4 separate regions of the Mus musculus genome follow, and regions 2, 3 and 4 are each linked to region 1. Evidence: chromatin loops called from intact Hi-C (ENCODE). Cell type or tissue: left cerebral cortex. All regions are shown on one strand. Region 1 overlaps Trp73 (transformation related protein 73). Region 2 holds the start of Arhgef16 (Rho guanine nucleotide exchange factor (GEF) 16). Region 3 holds the start of Trp73 (transformation related protein 73). Region 4 holds the start of Tprgl (transformation related protein 63 regulated like).

The links. Hi-C counts contacts between places; a loop is a spot of excess contacts. Peaks named below come from ENCODE experiments on the same cell type or tissue, not always from the same donor. Only the 100,000 strongest peaks of a DNase experiment are listed, where the experiment ranks them.
Region 2: a loop joins it to region 1, with 3 times the contacts of the local background. A loop is called at or near these places in 11 of 42 quality-filtered maps.
Region 3: a loop joins it to region 1, with 2.6 times the contacts of the local background. A loop is called at or near these places in 9 of 42 quality-filtered maps.
Region 4: it touches region 1 in a loop (4-fold over the local background); 12 of 42 quality-filtered maps call a loop at or near these places.

What each region holds. Positions count from the first base shown.
Region 1 is chr4:154,062,863-154,067,862 of GRCm38, reverse strand. Trp73 (transformation related protein 73) reads left to right here. Exons shown (of 14, transcript NM_011642.4): 5 at 100-286; 6 at 738-853; 7 at 3,116-3,225; 8 at 3,408-3,550; 9 at 3,890-3,978. Among named protein-coding and RNA genes, the nearest start is that of Ccdc27, 23 kb to the right of the region's middle. In left cerebral cortex, a CTCF peak has its summit at 2,294 (motif pointing left); DNase peaks (open chromatin) are centred at 2,283 and 2,674.
Region 2 is chr4:154,298,114-154,303,113 of GRCm38, reverse strand. It overlaps Arhgef16 (Rho guanine nucleotide exchange factor (GEF) 16), which reads left to right and starts at 3,219. Exons shown (of 15, transcript NM_001112744.1): 1 at 3,219-3,289. Gm52687 (predicted gene, 52687) reads right to left here and starts at 3,470. Exons shown (of 3, transcript NR_168682.1): 1 at 3,389-3,470; 2 at 2,639-2,924; 3 at 1,859-2,147. In left cerebral cortex, a CTCF peak has its summit at 1,307 (motif pointing right); DNase peaks (open chromatin) are centred at 1,310 and 2,984; H3K4me3 peaks cover 431 bases.
Region 3 is chr4:154,139,691-154,144,690 of GRCm38, reverse strand. It overlaps Trp73 (transformation related protein 73), which reads left to right and starts at 4,816. Exons shown (of 14, transcript NM_011642.4): 1 at 4,816-4,868. Wrap73 (WD repeat containing, antisense to Trp73) reads right to left here and starts at 2,319. Exons shown (of 12, transcript NM_021499.2): 1 at 2,178-2,319. The coding sequence starts at 2,246. In left cerebral cortex, a CTCF peak has its summit at 2,320; DNase peaks (open chromatin) are centred at 1,771, 2,369 and 3,133; H3K4me3 peaks cover 2,164 bases; H3K27ac peaks cover 615 bases.
Region 4 is chr4:154,157,100-154,162,099 of GRCm38, reverse strand. It overlaps Tprgl (transformation related protein 63 regulated like), which reads left to right and starts at 1,416. Exons shown (of 4, transcript NM_026388.2): 1 at 1,416-1,745; 2 at 1,839-2,015; 3 at 2,678-2,831; 4 at 3,535-4,615. The coding sequence starts at 1,471. The coding sequence ends at 3,729. In left cerebral cortex, a CTCF peak has its summit at 2,883; DNase peaks (open chromatin) are centred at 1,335, 1,951, 2,886 and 3,918; H3K4me3 peaks cover 2,399 bases; H3K27ac peaks cover 1,906 bases.

The DNA.
Region 1 (5,000 bases):
ATCTGGAAGCAGGCCTCATCGGAGCGCTTGGGAAAGGGGTCTTGTGGAAGCATCCGGAACTGAGCTGCCATCTCAACCTGGCCCCCTTCTCTCCTCCAGTACTCCCCACTCTTGAAGAAGTTGTACTGTCAGATTGCTAAGACATGCCCCATCCAGATCAAAGTGTCCACACCACCACCCCCGGGCACGGCCATCCGGGCCATGCCTGTCTACAAGAAGGCAGAGCATGTGACCGACATTGTTAAGCGCTGCCCCAACCACGAGCTTGGAAGGGACTTCAATGAAGGTGAGCCCCCCCTCCCCCTCCCAGCTGTGGGACACTGACCAGAGGCATAGCTGAGAGATGTAGGCCAGTGAGCACAGCGGTAAGCTGCTCTCAACTCTCCCCTCACAGGAACCCACACCCTAGCCCTCTTTCCATTTCCTCAGCTCTGACTACAGTCCAAGAGGCTGATGGTCCAGCAAGGGTGTAGTCTGAGGGACCAGCTGACCTTGGAGAATCTTGTGAAGCATCCCTGCAGTGTCCCTGGTGAAGCCTGTGACACCCCCAGGGTCAGATTATCTGGGGACAGCTTCTGTCCCGCTCAAGGCCACCTAAATGAGGGTTGCACAGCTCTGAGCCTTGCCTGGGACTCTCACGGGGACAAGCCCTGTGGCCTCAGTTCTGCCACACGCCTGGTACAGGGGTATGGGATGGAAGATGGGCCCCTCTCTAAAGCTGTGTCCCCTCCTGGCAGGACAGTCTGCCCCGGCTAGCCACCTCATCCGTGTAGAAGGCAACAACCTCGCCCAGTACGTGGATGACCCTGTCACCGGAAGGCAGAGTGTGGTTGTGCCGTATGAACCCCCACAGGTAGGCGGGGTCCAGGCTGGGATACAAAGCCAACCTTACAGGGTGGGGTTCCCTGGGCCTCTGCTCTGACCTCAGCCTGCCTCTCAGGCCTTTTCCTGACAGTTCATTTCACTGTGGGCAGCGAGCTTGGGCCTGTGCTCAAGCCAACTTTAGCTCTCTGTCTCTCTGTCTGTCTCTCGTCTGTCTGTCTCTGTCTCTGTCTGTCTCTCGTCTGTCTGTCTGTCTGTCTGTCTGTCTGTCTCTGTCTCTCTCTGTCTCTGTCTCTCTCTCGCCTCAGCTATATAGCGAGGTATAGTTATATGACCTCCAACCTTTCAACCCTGCCCTCCCTGGAGGGTCTAATCTTCAATCTTCTTGCTTGTTTCTCTCAAGTACAGTCTTCTAGACATGGAAGAAAGAGTTCCCAGACATCTCAGGCTCCATTTGCAGGGACAAAAGCAAGCCAGCAAGCATGGGGTGGTGGGTAGAGGGTGGGCAATTCCATGTGTGGGGGGGTAGTGATCATGAAAGGCCTCCTAGACCAGGCTGGGGGAATCACAGAGGACGCCTACAGGAGATTGGAGCCGTGGAACACAGGCTCAGGAGAGTAGGGAAGACAGAGATGATCGGTCAGCCTTAAGAGGGCCTGTGTGCAGAGCCTCGGGAGAGTGGTGCCAGCTGGATGGAGGGTACAGTGGAGGTGACCAGACATGCTGCACACTGAGGTGCAGGGTGGATACGGAGGTTCAGGCTGGAGGCGAAGGGCTCAGACCACAGGTGAGGGCTCTAAGGGAGGGAACCAGGCTGGAGGTGGTGGTTGCCAAAAGTAGACAAGTGAAGGAAGACTGGAGGAGGCAGCTGTCCACTTTGACACCAGAAGAGTGTGTGGTCACCTTCTAGATCTGATATGAGCCCCAGTTGGGGCCAAAGGCAAGGTGAAGGGACTTCAGTACTGATGTGGGAGGTATCAGGGCGGAGACTCAGGAGGACTGGGGTTAGGTCTCATCTCTGACCCATCCTCTACCAAGCCCTGGGGTCCTGTGAGGCAGCTTTGAATGTCAGTGGGACAGGGCCCCATATACACACAGACACACACAGACAGACATACACATAGACACAGATTCACACACACAGACATACACAGAGACACACAGAGACATACACACCTACACACACACAGACACACACACACAGACAAACACACACACACACAGACACAAACTGAGAAACACATGGACAAACACAGAGACCCCACCCACCCACACCACACACACAGAAACAGGCAGAGACACACAGAACACAGAAACACACACACACACATACACACAGACACACACACACACACAGACACACAGACACACAGACACACACACCCCACAAGCATCCTCCCCTCTCATCAGAAAAAGCCTCACCAGCTCAGGCATGAGACACAACGTAGGTTTCTCTTGCCCTCTAGTGGTTGGCAGGTGTAAGTTCTGTGAAGGACTGGGGTTTATGGCGTTTGTACCCTAACCTTTGAAACTCCTTTCTGGGGATGGAGTCCCTTTCATTCCTCTGCCCAGATGAGTCCACAGTACTCATCACACACTTGACACAAAGGCTCACACACACCCACTCACATACAGCCCTGACATTTGACCTCTGCCTGTGTTAAGGAAGATGACTGCAGCAAGCACACCACAAACTCTGTACCTCCCCTAAGAGCTGAAACCAAGACTGAGCTCTCAGCCCAGAGCCAGCACAGGGCTGTGACGGCACAGATGGATCGGTGGGAGGGCGGGCAATCTCACGTGAGTGTAGATGGCTGAATGGATGGGTGAGTGAGTGGATGGGTGGGTAGGTAGGTGGGTGATAGTCAGGCACCACTGGGGGTGGGCAGGAGAGCAGGTGAGCAGGAGTGTAAGTGGGTGTATGGGTAGGCAAGTGAGCAGGTGTGTGGATGTATGTGTCAATGGATGAGAGGTTGACCGGCAAGTGAGTGGGGTAGGTGGATACGTGGGTGTGTAGACAGGCGTGTGAGCAGATGGATGGATGTGTAGACAGGCGTGTGAGCGGATGGATGGTTTGGTGGATGGTAGGTGGATAAGTGGCGAGATGGATGGATAAGTGCAAAGATGGGGTGGTTGGGTAGATAGATGGGTAGATGACCGTGAACCATACTGCAGCGTCCCTATGCCTCCTCAGAACCAGGGCCAGAGGTGGCAGCTACAAGTCCTTTTCTTAGAAGGTGGGCCCTGCATGCTGACTGATACTAAGCCCTTCCCCTGTCTCCCCTGTGGACAGGTGGGAACAGAATTTACCACCATCCTGTACAACTTCATGTGTAACAGCAGCTGTGTGGGGGGCATGAATCGGAGGCCCATCCTTGTCATCATCACCCTGGAGACCCGGGAGTGAGTCTGCCGTGGAAGGATGGTAGAGGTGGGGCCGTGGGGGGGCATGTCATGGACACAGGGAGGGCTTGCTCTCCTCGGTGGGCATTCAGCTTCAAGGCCAGTCACGAGGGGTCTGCGGGAGTTGGGCAGGGTCAAGAGTGGTCTCTTGAGCTCACAGCCACGCTGTGCCGACCCAACAGTGGACAGGTCCTGGGCCGCCGGTCTTTCGAGGGTCGCATCTGTGCCTGTCCTGGCCGTGACCGCAAAGCTGATGAAGACCATTACCGGGAGCAACAGGCTCTGAATGAAAGTACCACCAAAAATGGAGCTGCCAGCAAACGTGGTGAGTGGGGCTCTGGGTCAGGGTATGGGCGGAGGGTGGAGTTGGATGCACCTGAGTGTGGGGAGTACCTGCTCCAAAGGTGCCAAGCATAGCTTCATCCAAAGATGGATCTGGGTCTGAATGGCTGAGGCTGGGAAGCCTCTCCAGGCGGGACAGGGCGAATGTGGCCCAAGACATCTCACTTGTCTATGCTCTGAGGCTAGGAGCATGTGGGACCCTGGTCCAGCTCCTTCCAGCCTAGGTTTGCCCTGTGTGCACACCACACCCATGGCAGGTGTTCACCTGGGCATCTCAGTCTTTGCTCTCTGGCTCATTTATCTTTCCCGACCTGCCTTCTAGCATTCAAGCAGAGCCCCCCTGCCATCCCTGCCCTGGGTACCAACGTGAAGAAGAGACGCCACGGGGACGAGGACATGTTCTACATGCACGTGAGTGGGCTGGGAGGGCAGGTCTGTGTGTTCCCATCACCCAAGATCCCAGGCTGGGGAAGTACAGATGTCACCAGAGATGGGCAAGGGTGGCATGCTGACACCTGAGGATTGAAACTGTGGCCCTGAAGGAGGTGGGGTTCAAAGGAGGCTCTGTTTAGAGTCAGACCCTGAACTCACTGAGTGTGAACATGCCAGCCAAGTCAGCTGTGCATCAAGGAGACCTAAGGGCACCCTTTATAATGGAGACCCCCAGGGTGGAGTTTCAGTAGGAACCCATGATCCTATAGGGTTCAGCCTGTGTTTAAATCCATGGTCCTATAGGGTTCAGCCTGTGTTTAAATCCATGGTCCTATAGGGTATAGCCTATGTTTAAATCCATGGTCCTATAGGGTACAGCCTGTGTTTAAATCCATGGTCCTATAAGGTATAGCCTATGTTTAAATCCATGGACCTATGGGGTATAGCCTATGTTTAAATCCATGGTCCTATAGGGTATAGCTTGTGTTTAAATCCATGGACCTATAGGGTATAGCTTGTGTTTAAATCCATGGTCCTATAGGGTATAGCTTGTGTTTAAATCCATGGTCCTATAGGGTATAGCCTGTGTTTAAATCCATGGTCCTATAGGGTACAGCCTGTGTTTAAATCCATGGTCCTATAAGGTATAGCCTATGTTTAAATCCATGGACCTATGGGGTATAGCCTATGTTTAAATCCATGGTCCTATAGGGTATAGCTTGTGTTTAACTCCATGGACCTATAGGGTATAGCTTGTGTTTAAATCCATGGTCCTATAGGGTATAGCCTGTGTTTAAATCCATGGTTGTATAGGGTATAGCCTGTGTTTAAATCAATAGTTCTATAGGGTATCAGCCTACATGGCTCGATGTGACTGTGGTACCAATCCCAGTGGTAAGATCATGGTGCACTCCGAAAGAGTGCTATTTCCTTGCCTGTGAGTCCTCCTTTAAGACTTAGAGCTGTTATAACTTAGAGCCTCTTAGCAGGGAAGAATAAAC
Region 2 (5,000 bases), 240 kb before region 1:
TGAACCTGGACAAGGAAACCCAACAGGAGGAAAAGAGCCCTGAGAGCAAGTAAAGGACACACCAGCTCTCACAGAAGCCCCATAGAAACACCAAGCTAAACAGCCAGAACACATACACAGAGCGCCTGGTGCAGTCTCCTGCAGGCTCTGCGCTTGCAGCTTCAGTCTCTGTGAGCCCTTGTGAGCATTGCTTAGCTGACTCGGTGGGCCCTATTTTCCTGGTGCTCTCCATCCCCTCTGACTCCTACAGTCTTTACCCCACTCTCTCACAGGACTTCCACGCTCTGAGGAAGGGGCCCTGTGGAGACCTCCAATCTCCCCGTGTAATGTCTGGCTGTGGATCTCTGCATCCACTCCCATCTGCTGCTGGAGGAAGCCTCTTTGATGATGACTGGACAAAACACTGTGTCCTTTTCCACATCCTTGTCCTGCTTGCCCTTCCTGAGCCTCCAGTCACACAGGTTAGATAGTCCAACACCGTCTCCCTTTGGCTTTTTCACTACACTTTAGATTGCTCTTTTTATTTCATTAGATTCCTGGACAGAGCTGGGTACAGCTTGGCAGCAGAGCCTTTAGCATGCACAGGGACTAGGAGTTAGATCTCTGGCAGGCAGGCAGGCAGACAGACAGGGATAGACACAGAAAGAGGATTACAGGCTTCTTCCTTGCCCTCAAGACCTGAAACAGAAGGCCTGGCAGCTTGAGACAAAGGCATGCAAGTCTTTTCCTAAAGAAAGAAAGGTGTCCCCAATTCCAGCCTAGCACCCCCTTTAAAAAACCAATAGTCCTCCAGGAGAAGGTTAGACTTTGACATCTGAGTCCCACACCCGCAGTGTGTTTTGCAAGGGGGGAGGGCTTTCTCTGTGTGTGCCTTGCTATGTGCATTTCTGCTCCCCTGGCCTGTTTTGCAGGGGGCCTTTCTCTGTCCCTACCTTGCATTTCTGTTAGGCATAGTGCTGATACCTTTCGTTCCAGCACTTTCAAGGCAGAAGCAGCCAGGTCTCTATGAGTTTAAGCCAACTTGGTATGCATAGTGATTTCAGGCCAGCCTGGGCTACACAGTGAGACCCTGCTCCTAGAAAAAAAGGAGGGGGGGTGTTTTTCATCTGTTGATTCTGCCTGCAGAGTCTGCGTTTTCCCCTGATGTTAACTGTCTTGTGTTTGAGGGTCCCCCCCCCCGTCTTTTAATTCTTTAGAAGTCAGATACTAAGGGGGGCAGGGCGTGATGAGACCTTGCCAAGCAAGAGCTGACATGCTGCAAACTGAGGATGGGCTTGGTGGGGTGCAATACCTCATAATGGCCTCAAGGGGTCAGCAACAAGTCGCCTTTCCCAGGAGCAGTCTACCGCAGACAGCTGAGACCCAGAGAGTTCTGGGTCCCAGGTCTCAGTCCACAGGTCACTCTGAGCTCCTCTCCTCCATCCAGTGTGACTGACGCCCATTTGAGCCTGGATCTGTGGCCAACTCGTGCCCTGCCCAGAAGATATCACACCGGAAAGAGCAGAGGAACCACCCAGCTTCGGGGCTGAGGTTGGAAGCATAGGAAGACCAGGGCACAGGCAGTAAGTAGCTAGACAGGAGTGTCACCAGGGCATACAACCCCACACTGTTGGCCAAGAAAGTGAAAGTGCCAACCCAGAGTCTCCGGCATCACCTCTGTCAGAGCAAGCTCTGGGGCTACACTGCATGAACCGTGTGTGAGGGCCGTGGTGTGAGGTCACAGCTCTTTCCTGAAAAACAGATGACAGAGGTGGGTCAGGATGGGGACTAGTACTGGCTGTGTCTCAGGACCTCGGGTTACACCCAGGTCATGTCCCTGTCACGCACAGCCTAGTGAGCCAGGCAGAGCAAGCCACAGTGAGAGGCAGCTGTTTTTATTTTAATATTTACTTATTTATTTATTATATGTAAGTACACTGTAGCTGTCTTCAGACACTCCAGAAGAGAGCATCAGATTTTGTTACGGTTGGTTGTGAGCCACCATGTGGTTGCTGGGATTTGAACTCAGGACCTTTGGAAGAACAGTCGGCGCTCTTAACTGCTGAGCCATTTCATCAGCCCGAGAGGTGGCTGTTTTAACAGATACGGTCTCTCTTCTTGTCCCAGAGTGGTTGAGGTTCTGCTCTGATGGCCATGCCCTGAGGGGTCTTGGGGATAACAAACCATCTGAATACAATGTTGCATCATCAAAAAAAAAAAGAAAAAGAAAAAAATAGCTGTAATGGTGTCTGCCTGTAACCCCAGCTCCCAGGAACCTGGGACAGCCTGGGGAAGGTGAGTCTGGACTAAACATACCTGGCAGAGTCAGGATGGTCAGGGCCGTGTCAGCCCAGTCCTGACCCCCCTGCCTTTAAGAGGACCCCACTCTCCAATGGGAACTGGGCACTTCCAGCCTCCGCCTCCAATCCACCCTGCTCTGTGTTCTCTGTGCCTCCGCCTCAGGCTACCCTCCTGGACGTGTTCCCTCGTTTCTTGGCTCTTACACTCACTATGCCTCTTGCCTACCCTCCTCTTCTCACCTTGATCAGAGCCACCCTTGGGATCTCAGGTTTGATTAGCACTTCGGAGGGCAATGGTGCAGACCCCATCCTTTTCCACATGAGGAGCCTGACCCCCTAAACATGGGGGTCGTTATTACCTCCTCATTCTTGAGGACACTACATAGACTTGGTAGCTGTTTTCCTGAGATCTGGAGACTCGCGGCCAGATCTGTGTGGCTAGCAGAATTTCCAGCCTTCAGAGTTCTCAGTAAAATGAGGTTGTGGTGGATAGGTTAAACCATGAAAGGTGTTCTGGGAGATCCTGGCCAGGGCTGCCATGAAGCAGCCAGCTGCAAAGAATGCAGAGGGCGGGGCTTTCTTTCAACAAACAGGTTCCCGCAGGCCCGGGATTTCTCCGAAGGCTTCCTGGAGGAGGCGGCGGACCTGGGAGTGAGGCACAGAAGGAAGCGGGCGTAGGAGCGGGAGGGAGGGTAGACAGTACCCGAGGGCGGACTCCCGCCCGAACCACCAGACGGGTCACGTGAACGCAGGCGGACCCAGGTAGAGCGGTGACGCAGCCGGCGCGGCCAGGTGAGGCGGTGGTGGTGCAGCAGGTGCCCAGGGCGCGTCCCGCCCTCCGGCCGCGCAGCCGCTGGCGGAGCCCACCTGGCCCCGGCTCCGCCCGACCGCTCGCCCGACCGCCCACCGCGCAGGAAGTAGAGAGGGCGGGACCGGCCGGCCCCGGGACGCGGGGACCCAGCGGCACTGCAGGCTACACCCTCCCGGCCGACCCTCGGTTGCGCGCACAGGTGAGTCTGGGGACTGGAGAGTCAGCCAAGGGGAAGACCACCTGGGGCGCCCGGAGCACCTCTGCTCCATTCCCCTCTCCGCTCCCGCCCCTCCTGTACCTCGGCGACTTCATCGCGCCCCGCCCTCTCTCTTGGGCTGAAAGCCGGGGATCTGGAGCCTAGCTGCCCTGAGCCACAGTCCAAGGGACACTTTGCAGTGGACCTGGTTAGACACTTGAACGCAGAGACTCCTGGGAAGTCCCGGGAGGGGGGGGCGTGGAAGTGACTCTTCCGGGAGCTAGAAAGACGATCTGTTTAGATAGGCTGAGTGGCCTGACCCCCTCGTGCCCTTATCCCACCTTGGTGGCTTTGGTGTCTAGTCCTCTAGCCAGGCTCCGCAGTGCCTTCCAGAGGGAGAGGGCTGTCCCAGAAAGCAGAGGGCGGCACTTATAGACTGGACGGTGGTGAGCACCTGTCCCCAACCCACTACCTTGGTTCCCATATCTGTAAATAAGGAGCAGAGATCTATTTTGAGGTTGAGCGAGAAAGATGAATTTGGGCATGGGCCTGGTCCCAGGGGCCGAGATCTGAGTTGGTAGCCACCAAGATGAGATTTTAGCGGCCTCCACATCATGCCTGGAGCCCAGACAGGATTTGGTAGCTCCTAAGTAGATGCTTGGGTGTGTTTGTCACTTGAGTGACCAGCTGCAGGGTCCCAGGTACTGTGTGGAGCCATTCGTGACTGCATGCCAGTATGCCCTGATAGCAATGGCTCCCTACCCAGGTGTGTGGGCACCAAGCTTGAAAGTTGCTGTTTGTGGATTCAGGCAAGCTGCTCCAGCCTCCGGGCCTTGAGCCTCTGGGCCTCTGTTTATCCATCAGAGTTCATTGATTGAATGCACCTCTGCTGTGTTCCCTTCTGGGGACAGACCCTTCTTTCTGCCCATGGTCCAGAGAGAAGCCTCGGACCATGCGCTCACAGCACGGCCTGAGAGAGGGAAGGGTCTCAGGGCTTTGAAAAAGTAAAGACTCAGCCAGAGAACAGGGTGTCGAGAGCTAGGTAGAGGCTCCCTGCCACCCTTCTCCAAACACCTAAAGCTAGAAATCTCTGGTTAGTTGGTTTGTTTTTTAAGATATATTTATTGTATGTATTTAAGTGTTGTGCCTGTGTGTATGTATGTATGTATGTGCGCCACAGGCATGTCATGCCTGGTGCCCATGGAAGTCTTAAGAGGTCATTGGATTCCCCAGGGGTTATGAGGAGTTACAGATAGTTATGAGCTAGCATGTGGGTGCTGGGACTTGAACCCAGGGCGTCTGCAAGAGCAGTTGGAGCTCTTTTCTGTTGAGCCATCTCTCCAGCCCAGTAGCAAGAAACTTGTTAGTGTTAAGAGTTATTCTGGAGCCGGGCGTGGTGGCGCATGCCTTTAATCCCAGCACTCGGGAGGCAGAGGCAGGTGGATTTCTGAGTTCGAGGCCAGCCTGGTCTACAGAGTGAGTTCCAGGATCAGCCAGGAGTATACAGAGAAACCCTGTCTCAAAAAAAAAAAAAAAAAAAAAAGTTATTCCGGGAAGTTGTCTCCAGCGAGACACCTCCCACAGGGCGCGCCTTCTTCACCCTCGCGCAAGGAAGCTGAGTCCACAGAGGTGAGGCAGCAGCATGAAGTTCCCATAGCTTGTCTCTGCAGACAGACAGGCCGGTGCGCTCCGCGGAAGATGTTGGCGGCCTTTC
Region 3 (5,000 bases), 77 kb before region 1:
GAAACTGTCTCAAAAAGCCTGTGTGTGTGTGTGTGTGTGTGTGTGTGTGTGTATTTTTTTACTACTTGGGAGTGATGGTGCACACTTGTAATCACTGTACTAGGGAGGTGCTCAACTACTTTCTGAGTCTGAGGCCAGCTTTGCATATTATGCCATTGTCTAAAAGCCAAAAACTTGCACTTGCCTCAGAAACAGGTTTGGATGCACAGAAGCCACATAAAACTGTGTTAATCCTAAAAACTGTTTAAAATCCTAGTTTCTATGAGGAGGCAGAGGGGAGGCAGAGGGGAGGCTGAGGCAGGTACATGTGGGCCAGCTAGCCTGCTTTATGCAGTGAAGAGCAAGAGACCTTGTCTCAAACAAGGTGGAAGGTAAGGAATAACACTGGGGGTTGTCCTCTGCCCTCTACACGTGTGTTGTAGCATCTCTCTGTTTCTATCTCTGTCTCTCTGTCTCTGTCTCTGTCTCTCTCTCTCTCTCACTCACACACACACACACACACACACAGACTCTTTTTTTTTTAATGAAGCCACATTTGTCTTCTGTGGAAAGAGAGCAAGAGGGCAAGTGCAGATCAGAAGGAGGACCTATCAAAGGGCTTGTGTTCTCACATTAGAGTTTGGTGAGCAGTAACCTGTTACAATGGATTCCTTAGGAATCACTTAAGACACCAACACTGGAAACATGGACTCGCTCTGCTCAGGATTTAGGACAAAACTTGAAAGAAACAATTATTAAGAGCTCCACGATATTTTGATGAGCGGCAAGCACAAATATCAGCTAACCCAAATGCAACTTCTTTGCTGTTCACTGAGACTTTCAGAACCGTAAAGCAACCTTAGTCTCTGGAGGCACTTGGAAAAAGGTAAAATGTATCAATGTGTGCGAGGCTGATGGTCTCCTCCCACCTTTACGTGGGTTCCCGAGCCGGAGCTCAAGTCCTCGGGCTTGCATGGCAGTACCTTTCCCTGCTAAGCAGGTCCTACCCTGACACTTCCTACATTGTTAGGATGATGTGTATAAGGAGGGTAAAGGATGTCTCAAAAGCCTGGACAAACACAGCAGGGGTGTGAACTGAGAATCAAGACAGCCAGGCATGGTGGCATGCTCCGTTAATCCCAGCACTCAGGAGACAAGGGGCAGATCTTTGAGTTCAAGGCCAACCTGGTCAGAGCTACAGAGAAACCCTGTCAATCAGTCAATCAATCAATCAATGGTATCAGTCAGTTAAAAAGAGAATGATAGATTAATCAAAGAAAACTTGTTAAAAATTAGGATTGCATTTGTATGTGAGAAGGGTCAGGCACTAGTTACGGCTTATGTGGAGGCCAGAGGACAACATGCAGGAGACAGTTCTCTCCTTCCATTAAGTGGGTCCTAGAGCTGGGACTCAGGTCATCAGGTTTGGTGGCAGGTACCGTTACTAGCCAAGCTACCCGACTGGCACGGAACCACAGTTTTTTAAAATAAGACTTGAGTTTTCCCTGATGGCTTCCTAACGTCAGCCTTCTACAAATGCACAATGGTCATGTTGGCGTACCTTGAAACACCCATCTGAACACTATTCTGCCACCCAAAGAATAGACAGCTAACATCCAACCCTGGCAATGAAAGCTAGTTATTTAAACCATTTGCTTATGACGAGTTTCACAAAGGAGGGCCCCGTTTAACCAGCTCGCTCACAGAAAACATACAAAATAGCAATGAGCTGCCATCCCCTGTGCCCTCAAATGTGTGAAAGCAGAGTCATCTTATCCAACTTTGATGAAGGGAAACTGGAGCCGGGAGCCTGGCACCCACCCAGCCCTGGCCACCTGCTCCAAGACCTCCTTCCTAACCCTGACCACCTGCCAGAATAGCAACCCCAACTCCATCCCCACTCTGCTCCACGTCCTCTTTCTCCACCCTGGTCACCTGCCAGGATCCCCCAGCCTGGCTGGCCTGGATCCCTCTTCGGCTTCAGGTTCGTTCTCTCTAATCATCTGGTTCTCCCTCATCTGGGCTGAAACCCCTCTGCCTGCCTCCCTCTCCCACCTCCCACCCCGCCCCCTAAGTCCAGCCTGAGTCCCCGCGGCCGCCCGGCTCGGGCCCCCTTCCCGCCCCCCTTCGGCCCGCCCCGGCCCCGTGCACAAGTCGCGCGCCCACACTTAGGTTCCGCCCAGCGCGCCGCAGCTCACCAGGTACTTGCCGTCCGGGGAGAACCTGCAGAGCAGGCCCGAGAGCTTGAATGACTCCGAGAAGTTCATGGCCACGGCCAGCCCGGGCCAGCCCGGCTCCGAAGTACCTCCCGCAACCGCCCCAGGCAGCGGCCGGAAGTACAGGGGCGGAAGCGAGCAGCAGCCAATGGGAGCCTCAAGCGGCCGCGCGGCATTGTGGGGCGGGAAGTCCGAGTTTGAGTCTTAAAGGGGCTGAGCGCCTTTGCGCTATAGCGGATCTCCCTGCAAATCCCGAAACGGAAGGCTGAATTCTGACTTCAGATAAATCACAAAATAAATATGTTCCCAAAAGTTACCCGGGGCATACTTAGACTAAAAGACTCCCTTATCTGAAATTCAGGTTGTAACTAGACCTCTGTACTTGTGAACATACATTTATTTACATGTAAATGCGTATTTATGTGTAAGTATATAGTCGTATTTCGATACACCTCTTTAGTAGATAACAAATTTTTTGTTACAGGAGCTGAGAGTGCGGTTCTATTGGCAAAATGATTGCTTAGCATATATGAAACCCAGGTTTTGGTCCGCAGCATCGCATAAACCCCGCACGATGGTTTGCATTAAAAAAAAAAAAAAAATCCTACACCTGAAACCAGAGACGCAGATGTTCAGGGCATCCTTCGCTACCTATAGAGTTGGAGGCTATGCAGGGCTGCGTGAGACCCTTTCTCAAACAGAACAAAGCAAAGTATTTTCCACGTATAAGTATAAATATAGGTTTGCTTTGAGGTTTTCCTGAGAGCGACCACCTGCAGCGTGACCTCGTGACGTTCAAGTGCTTCTCAGGTCTGTGGCGGAACGAATTCGAAGGCATGTGGATCTCGTGGGTCGCCTCACCTTTTTGGAGGTTCTAGTTAGAGTGTGGACTTGATTCAGAGGTGTGGCTCGGTACCCGGGACGGCAGCCTCGGTGGGCACGTAGAATACAGCACCAACTGGACTTCAGACCAGGATCGCTCCCCAAAGCGCTCTGCTCCCTCCCTCGCGCAGCACCCCGCGTCCTGTGCCCCACAAGGCTCCCCATTCCGGTGTCATTCGGGAGGTTGGATGTTCCTGTCTGCACCCAAAGCTTCAGAGGATCACTTAAGGCTCAGCCACTGCCTTTGGAGCTAAGTTCCGAATTCTGAAAGACCGGAATCTAGTATTGCTCGGTCCAGCTCATAGCTCCCAGTCTCTTCCGCACCGCTGCATCTAATTTCCACGAATGAATGAATGAATGAATGAATGAATGAATGAATGGCGGTGCTTGCACCATTCGGAGAGGATCTGCAGAGTGCGCGGCCAGCGTCCTGGCATTTTCTGTTCCCAACCAGTCCCAAACTCTTGCTTGGTATTCATCTTTGTCTCTAATCTGCAGCTCGCAAATAATTACTCCTCGTAGCTATTGGCCTAACACCAGGTCAGGCTTTCGAGTTCGAGAGAGATTCGGTCTGCTCCAACCCACCTCCCTTGCAACGCCACTAGCTGCACTAAAGCGACTTCCAGGGCATGTGGGAACACCTTGGGCAAGGACCACTCTGCAGTGCCACTAAGGGGTCCCACAAGGACCCAACTCCTTCTGTGCGCCAGACTACGGGTCTGCGTGGTAGATGAGGGCACCGGAGACCGCTCACTTGCCCAGAGGGGAGATGGCGGGTGGTGAAGAAGACTTCTTGAGCCAGAGAAGAGTCCCCTGACTAACTCCGAGCCGCTCTATGTGCACAGTTTGTGGGCATCCGTTGGGCATCGCCTAGCACACCAATCCAAGGAAAGACTCTGATACCCTGGGCTAGGAAACCCGGACTGCAGGCCGTGGCCCCCGGGGTGTGTAGGTATCAGGAGGCGCAACTTCTGGCTGGACTTTGAAGAGTCCAACCCAGAGGGTCTGCGCTCGACCCTCTTTCCAGGCGGGCTGTGGTCTCTGCCAGGCAAATCGAGGGGGGCTTCGAGCCGTTCTCAGAGACGGAACCCCGCTGGTGCTGGCCGAACGACAACGGTTCTCCTCCGGGGCTTTCAATGTTCAGTTTCAGTCGGTCCTCTCGGTTTTCTCAGGCCGGGGCGAGCCCTGGAAGAGGCGCAGCCACCCCGCTGAGGGCACTCCTGAGCCCCTGGGTTGCAGGCTTAGGACAGTAAGGGCAGCGAGGGGGATCGGGGTAGATGGGCATCTGGGGAGAAGGCGGAGGAGAGAGTCAGAGGGAGTACAGGGCGTCGGGCGCCCTGTGTCCACCCCCTCGGCGCCTGCGCACCCTTCCTGGCGCCCTGAGCCCCGCCAAAGGTCGCGGTCCGGTCCCGCTTCGACCAAGACTCCGGCTACCAGCTTGCGGGCCCCGCGGAGGAGGAGACCCCGCTGGGGCTAGCTGGGCGACGCGCGCCAAGCGGCGGCGGGAAGGAGGCGGGAGGAGCGGGGCCCAGACCCCGACTCGGGCAGAGCCAGCTGGGGAGGCGGGGCGCGCGTGGGAGCCAGGGGCCCGGGTGGCCGGCCCTCCTCCCGCCACGGCTGAGTGCCCGCGCTGCCTTCCCGCCGGTCCGCCAAGAAAGGCGCTAAGCCTGCGGCAGTCCCCTCGCCGCCGCCTCCCTGCTCCGCACCCTTATAACCCGCCGTCCCGCATCCAGGCGAGGAGGCAACGCTGCAGCCCAGCCCTCGCCGACGCCGACGCCCGGCCCGGAGCAGGTAGGCAGCTCTGGGACCCGAGCTAGGGCCAGGTATTTCGCACGAGGCTCCGAGGCTGGAGTTCGGGTGTGCGGCTGCCCGGGTGCTAGCCGAGTGAACGGCCCCAGGGACTCCGCGTCAGTGGCAGGAGGG
Region 4 (5,000 bases), 94 kb before region 1:
CTCCTTGATTTTTTTTTTTTTTTTTTTTGGTTTTTTTCGAGACAGGGTTTCTCTGTGTAGCCCTGGCTGTCCTGGAACTCACTATGTAGACCAGGCTGGCCTGGAACTCAGAAATCTGCCTGCCTCTGCCTCCCGAGTGCTGGGATTAAAGGCGTGCGCCACCACGCCCGGCGCAGCCAGTGTTCTTAACTGCTGAGCCACCTCTCCATCCCTGGCTTATTGCCTTATATGCACTTATCTATTCATCTCCCCTTTCTCTGTCAGCTTTCAGCACACTCTTCACATCCACAGCGGTCTCAGGAACCTCTGTGGGAATTCACGTCATCGTGGCTGCTCCCACCAGTGTCCCGGAGACCTCATTGGACTGGATTCTCTGACGAAGCCACACTGTAAAAGGTCCAGCAGGCTAAGGAGCCCTCACAACGGTCAGGAGACAGACTACAGGCCTGAGCTGTATCTTGGGCTGTCATTCACTGATGAGTCTAACCTATGTCTTGGTGACTGTTAGAAAAGACTTTTGGGCCACACTATCATAGCGGTCCATTAGCTCCATCAACCCAGGCACACTGCTGGCACCCCCGTGGGAGCAGGAACTCAGGGACATCTCGCATGGCTTCTGTCCCAGGGAGAAGCTGCAGGGCCCAAGAGCATCCTACGGCGTTTCCTTCCAACTCCCCCCACCCCCCGCCCCAGCAGCACTCTTCGGTGACATGGTAGCTTACTTGTGCGTATCATGCCCAATATAAAGAACCCTCTGACAGCCACCTCTGACCTGCACACACTCCTATCTCCAGTGTGCACACACCCTATAAACCCACACTCCCAAGGTGACCACGCCCAAGGAGTGCAGCACACTCCTGAGAAGCCTCTATCTGAGGTGCCCCGACACAGTGTCCACAATCCTCAGACGCGCACACACCCATTCCCACGCTTTCACAATCCTCAGACGCGCACACACCCATGCCCACACTTTCACACTCCCCAGGCATGCACACCTCCTAAGTGCGCCGCACACCTCCGCCCGAAGTGCACCGTAAGCCCGAAGGTGAAGGGCACGGAGCCAAGCGAGGACACACTGTCGGGGCAACGCCCTACGCACGAGCCCCCAAGTGCCCCCTTCCGCGCGAGTCCATGGCGTCCCTTTCCCCGTTCTCAGCCAGGAACCCCCGACCGGCATTTTTTTTTTTTTTAACTCGCCCTTCCTGTAAACAGGAAGTGGCTCCGCGCGTGGCGGCAGCTTCCGGCCCAGGAGGGGCCGCCGTAATCATGAACGGCAGCACTTTAGACCCAATTGCAGAAGACAGCTTAGGGGAAAGCCAATCGCGAGACGCAGTCGACGGAGCTGGAGGCGGGTCCGGAAGGCGGGCTCTGCAGGACTCAACCAATCACAAGGCGAACGAGGGAGGGCGGGGCGCGGCCGGGCGGACGCCGGGGCGGCGGCCGTCGGTGGAGGCTGCCGGTGGCGGCGCGATGCTGCAGCTGCGGGACACGGTGGACTCGGCGGGCACGAGCCCCACGGCGGTGCTGGCGGCCGGCGAGGACGCGGGTGCGGGCCGGCCTGGGGCGGGCACACCGCTGCGCCAGACGTTGTGGCCGCTGAACGTCCACGACCCTACACGCCGCGCCCGCGTCAAGGAGTACTTCGTGTTCCGGCCCGGCACCATCGAGCAGGCGGTCGAGGAGATCCGCGCCGTGGTACGGCCCGTGGAGGACGGCGAGATCCAGGGGGTGTGGCTGCTGACCGAGTAAGCCGGCGCGAGGGGACTGCGGGGACACTGGGCGGGGGCGGGCGGGGGCAGGCGGGGCTCTTGGTGATGGGCGGCCCCTCTCCTCTCCAGGGTGGACCACTGGAACAACGAGAAGGAGCGGCTGGTGCTGGTCACCGACCAGTCGCTGCTCATCTGCAAATATGACTTCATCAGCCTTCAGTGCCAGCAGGTGGTCAGGGTGGCGCTCAGCGCGGTAGACACCATCTCCTGTGGAGAATTCCAGTTTCCTCCGAAGTCGCTCAACAAGTAGGTGCACCAGCGCACTACACGGCAGGGCCCCAGCGGATCCTGTAAGTGGTATTGACCCACTCTCTTGTGAGGTAAAGGTCTCATCTTGAAGAACCAGTGGAAAGGACCTTTAAGTAGAGGCTGGTGATTTCCGGGTTGCTCAGTACCTCCTTGAAAGGGATGCTGGCACAGTCGGCCACTCTGTCCCCACTAAAAACCATTCATTTAAATACCGTTAAGATACATGGAATCAGAGCCCACTGTCATAAGCTATGTAGGGAGTCTGGGAGTTTTAACTCCAGCAGGAGGGAGACACAGGGCATGTGCTCAGTATTACTAAAAATTCGATACATCGCAAAACACCTAACAGCCTTCAGAGACTGGTTGGCTTGCTATAAAAGAATTATTTGACTAGGGACTCCAGGAAGCTAATGGCTACTAACTTAAGCATCATTCAGTAACATTAAGAACAAACACGGCCATAATTAGGCCAGGTTGGACTGTGTGCCGGTTTCATAGGCTGCAAAGGAGGCTCATTAACTTGTTACGCTTTGGAAGTGTGTGAAGCTGTTAGTGGAGGCCATTGTTACACTAGGTCACAGGTTCCCCAGCCATCCCTGATACTGAATGCAATGTTGTATTCCTGTGGTAAGCAAGGCTTTCTCCCCCTCCCCCATCAGGAGAGAAGGCTTTGGGGTTCGCATTCAGTGGGACAAGCAGAGCCGCCCTTCCTTCATCAACAGATGGAACCCCTGGTCTACAAACATGCCCTATGCCACCTTCATAGAACACCCAATGGCTGGCATGGACGAGAAGACAGCGTCTCTGTGCCATGTAAGCAGGCCAAGGCCACTGTCAGTGTGAACCCTGGAGGTGCAGTTCCACAGTAGGAAGCTAGGTGGTGCTGTTTAAGAACAGAGTCACCATCCCATTGCAGGATGCTCAGTCTGGACTGGGTGGGTGAGCGAGCATGGGAAAAGCCCACAGTACTGGCGGGGCTTGGCAGGTGCTGCTGGTGACACAGGTACTCTGGAAGTTCCCAGGAGAGGTGCTGAGGGAGCGCTGAGCATTCTGCACAGTTAGAGTAGGGCTGAGAAAGCCCTGTCACTTGGTGACATCATAGTCCTCATGAATTCCTCCATCTGTGATGCTACCTGTCAGTCAGTGCACAGCACACCAGTGCAGGCAGCGTGTGCAATTACAGCATCACCTGCTTAGTGAGGTGCACTCCAGAGCATGTGCGTCTGTAAAAAAGATTTTCCACCTGTTGGCACTGGCAGTACCTTGTCTCAGGCTGCCGAATCTCCTGACTGCATCTTTAGAGATAGACTGGTACTCTCTAGGTTGGACTTAAGGCAGGTCCCTTCATGATGTTTGTACATGATGAACCACCTGATGACACAGCTCATAGGGCCCAACCTGTCATTGGTGATGTCATCACTATGTGGTATTTGGGAGGATTTGAACTCAGAATCCTCGTTTCCCAGTACTGCTGTCTTGGCATGAGGTTAAGGCTCCATGTTTATTCTCTTCAAAGTTGGAAAGCTTCAAGGCTCTCCTGATCCAAGCTGTCAAGAAGGCCCAGAAGGAGAGCCCACTGCCAGGGCAGGCGAATACCGTGCTGGTGCTGGAGCGCCCCCTCCTCATCGAGACCTACGTGGGGCTCATGTCCTTCATCAACAATGAAGCCAAGCTGGGCTACTCCATGACCAGGGGCAAGATAGGCTTCTAGACAGCTGCGTCCCGGAAACCAAGGTGGTGGGGACTCCCTGTGCCACCTCATGCCACCCACTGGCTGGAGGGAAGGAGGGCATGTATCCGATTAGAATAGTCAAGTGGATTATGTATATTTAGTTGGATATTGGACATCTTGGCAACACAATCTTACAAAGGCAGATTCAGCTGCCCCCATACCACTGTGTTCCTTCTGTAACGCCACGTTCTCCCTCCAGCATGCCGAGCACAATGTCCACCCACTTGTGCTGTGTAGACTGTTGCATACAGCTGAGTACAGTGAGCGGCTTCTGCACATATTTAACTCTCCCTATATATTAACTCTCAAGTGCTGTATTTTAAAATTCAGCCCGTTTTTTAAAAAAGCTAAATACAGTAGCAGCCAGCAGCCAGTCACTAAGAAAGACAGTCTGCCTGGCAGCTCCTGGTGAACCTGCCTTTCTGTGAATGTGTCTGACTTAGAATCACACTTTATAAATTAATCCAGGTTGTGTTAATACAGCAGTTTTCCTAGGCCCAAAAGGTTACTCTCATAACATAAGCTAGCCCCTTCCGGAAGTCATGGTGGTGGGTTTCTATCATCCTGTCTCTGTTTAAAAGGGACTGAATAGTTGGGTTTTAAAAGTGCATGCTATAAACAGACGAGCATCCTAGAGCTCACTGAGCACTGCTGAGCTTTGACACGCCAGCCACACACAGCTTGCTGCTGTCGTTCTAGCCTTGCCAGTGCACTGTAGATGCTGGCCTGTCACTCTATACCTCTCGCTTTAGTTAACCGGCATGGATGTGACCGGAATGCCATGGCCTATCCAAGAGGAAAGGTGACCTCAGATGCACCTGTTTTCAGCCTGTGCTTTTGTTCTAGTAAAGACATTTAAACCAAATGGAGTTGCTCCTTTTTGAAGTTATTGTCACAGAATCAGGAGTGCCAAAGACTGTCTTGAGGACTGAAGTCTGGCTGACTGAGGACCCTTGTGAGCATGGTCCTCTTTACAGAAACTCAGATACACAAGTGTGCAGTCCTGGTGGGAACCCTGGTCACCAGTACAGACATACTGGTCTGTCTGCTTTCAAGGCACTTACTAGAGATAGAGAGGTTTGGGTGGGCTGAGCTCTTCCACTCTACCAGGCAGTGACCCAGGCCTCTCTGCAGAATTCACTTGTAAGGCCAGAGACCTGCCCAACTGTTGTGGGATTTACAGCTCACACGGGGACAGGCACAGGTGCGGGGCACTTCTGAGTACATCCAGCTGCAGGAGGGCTGGCCAG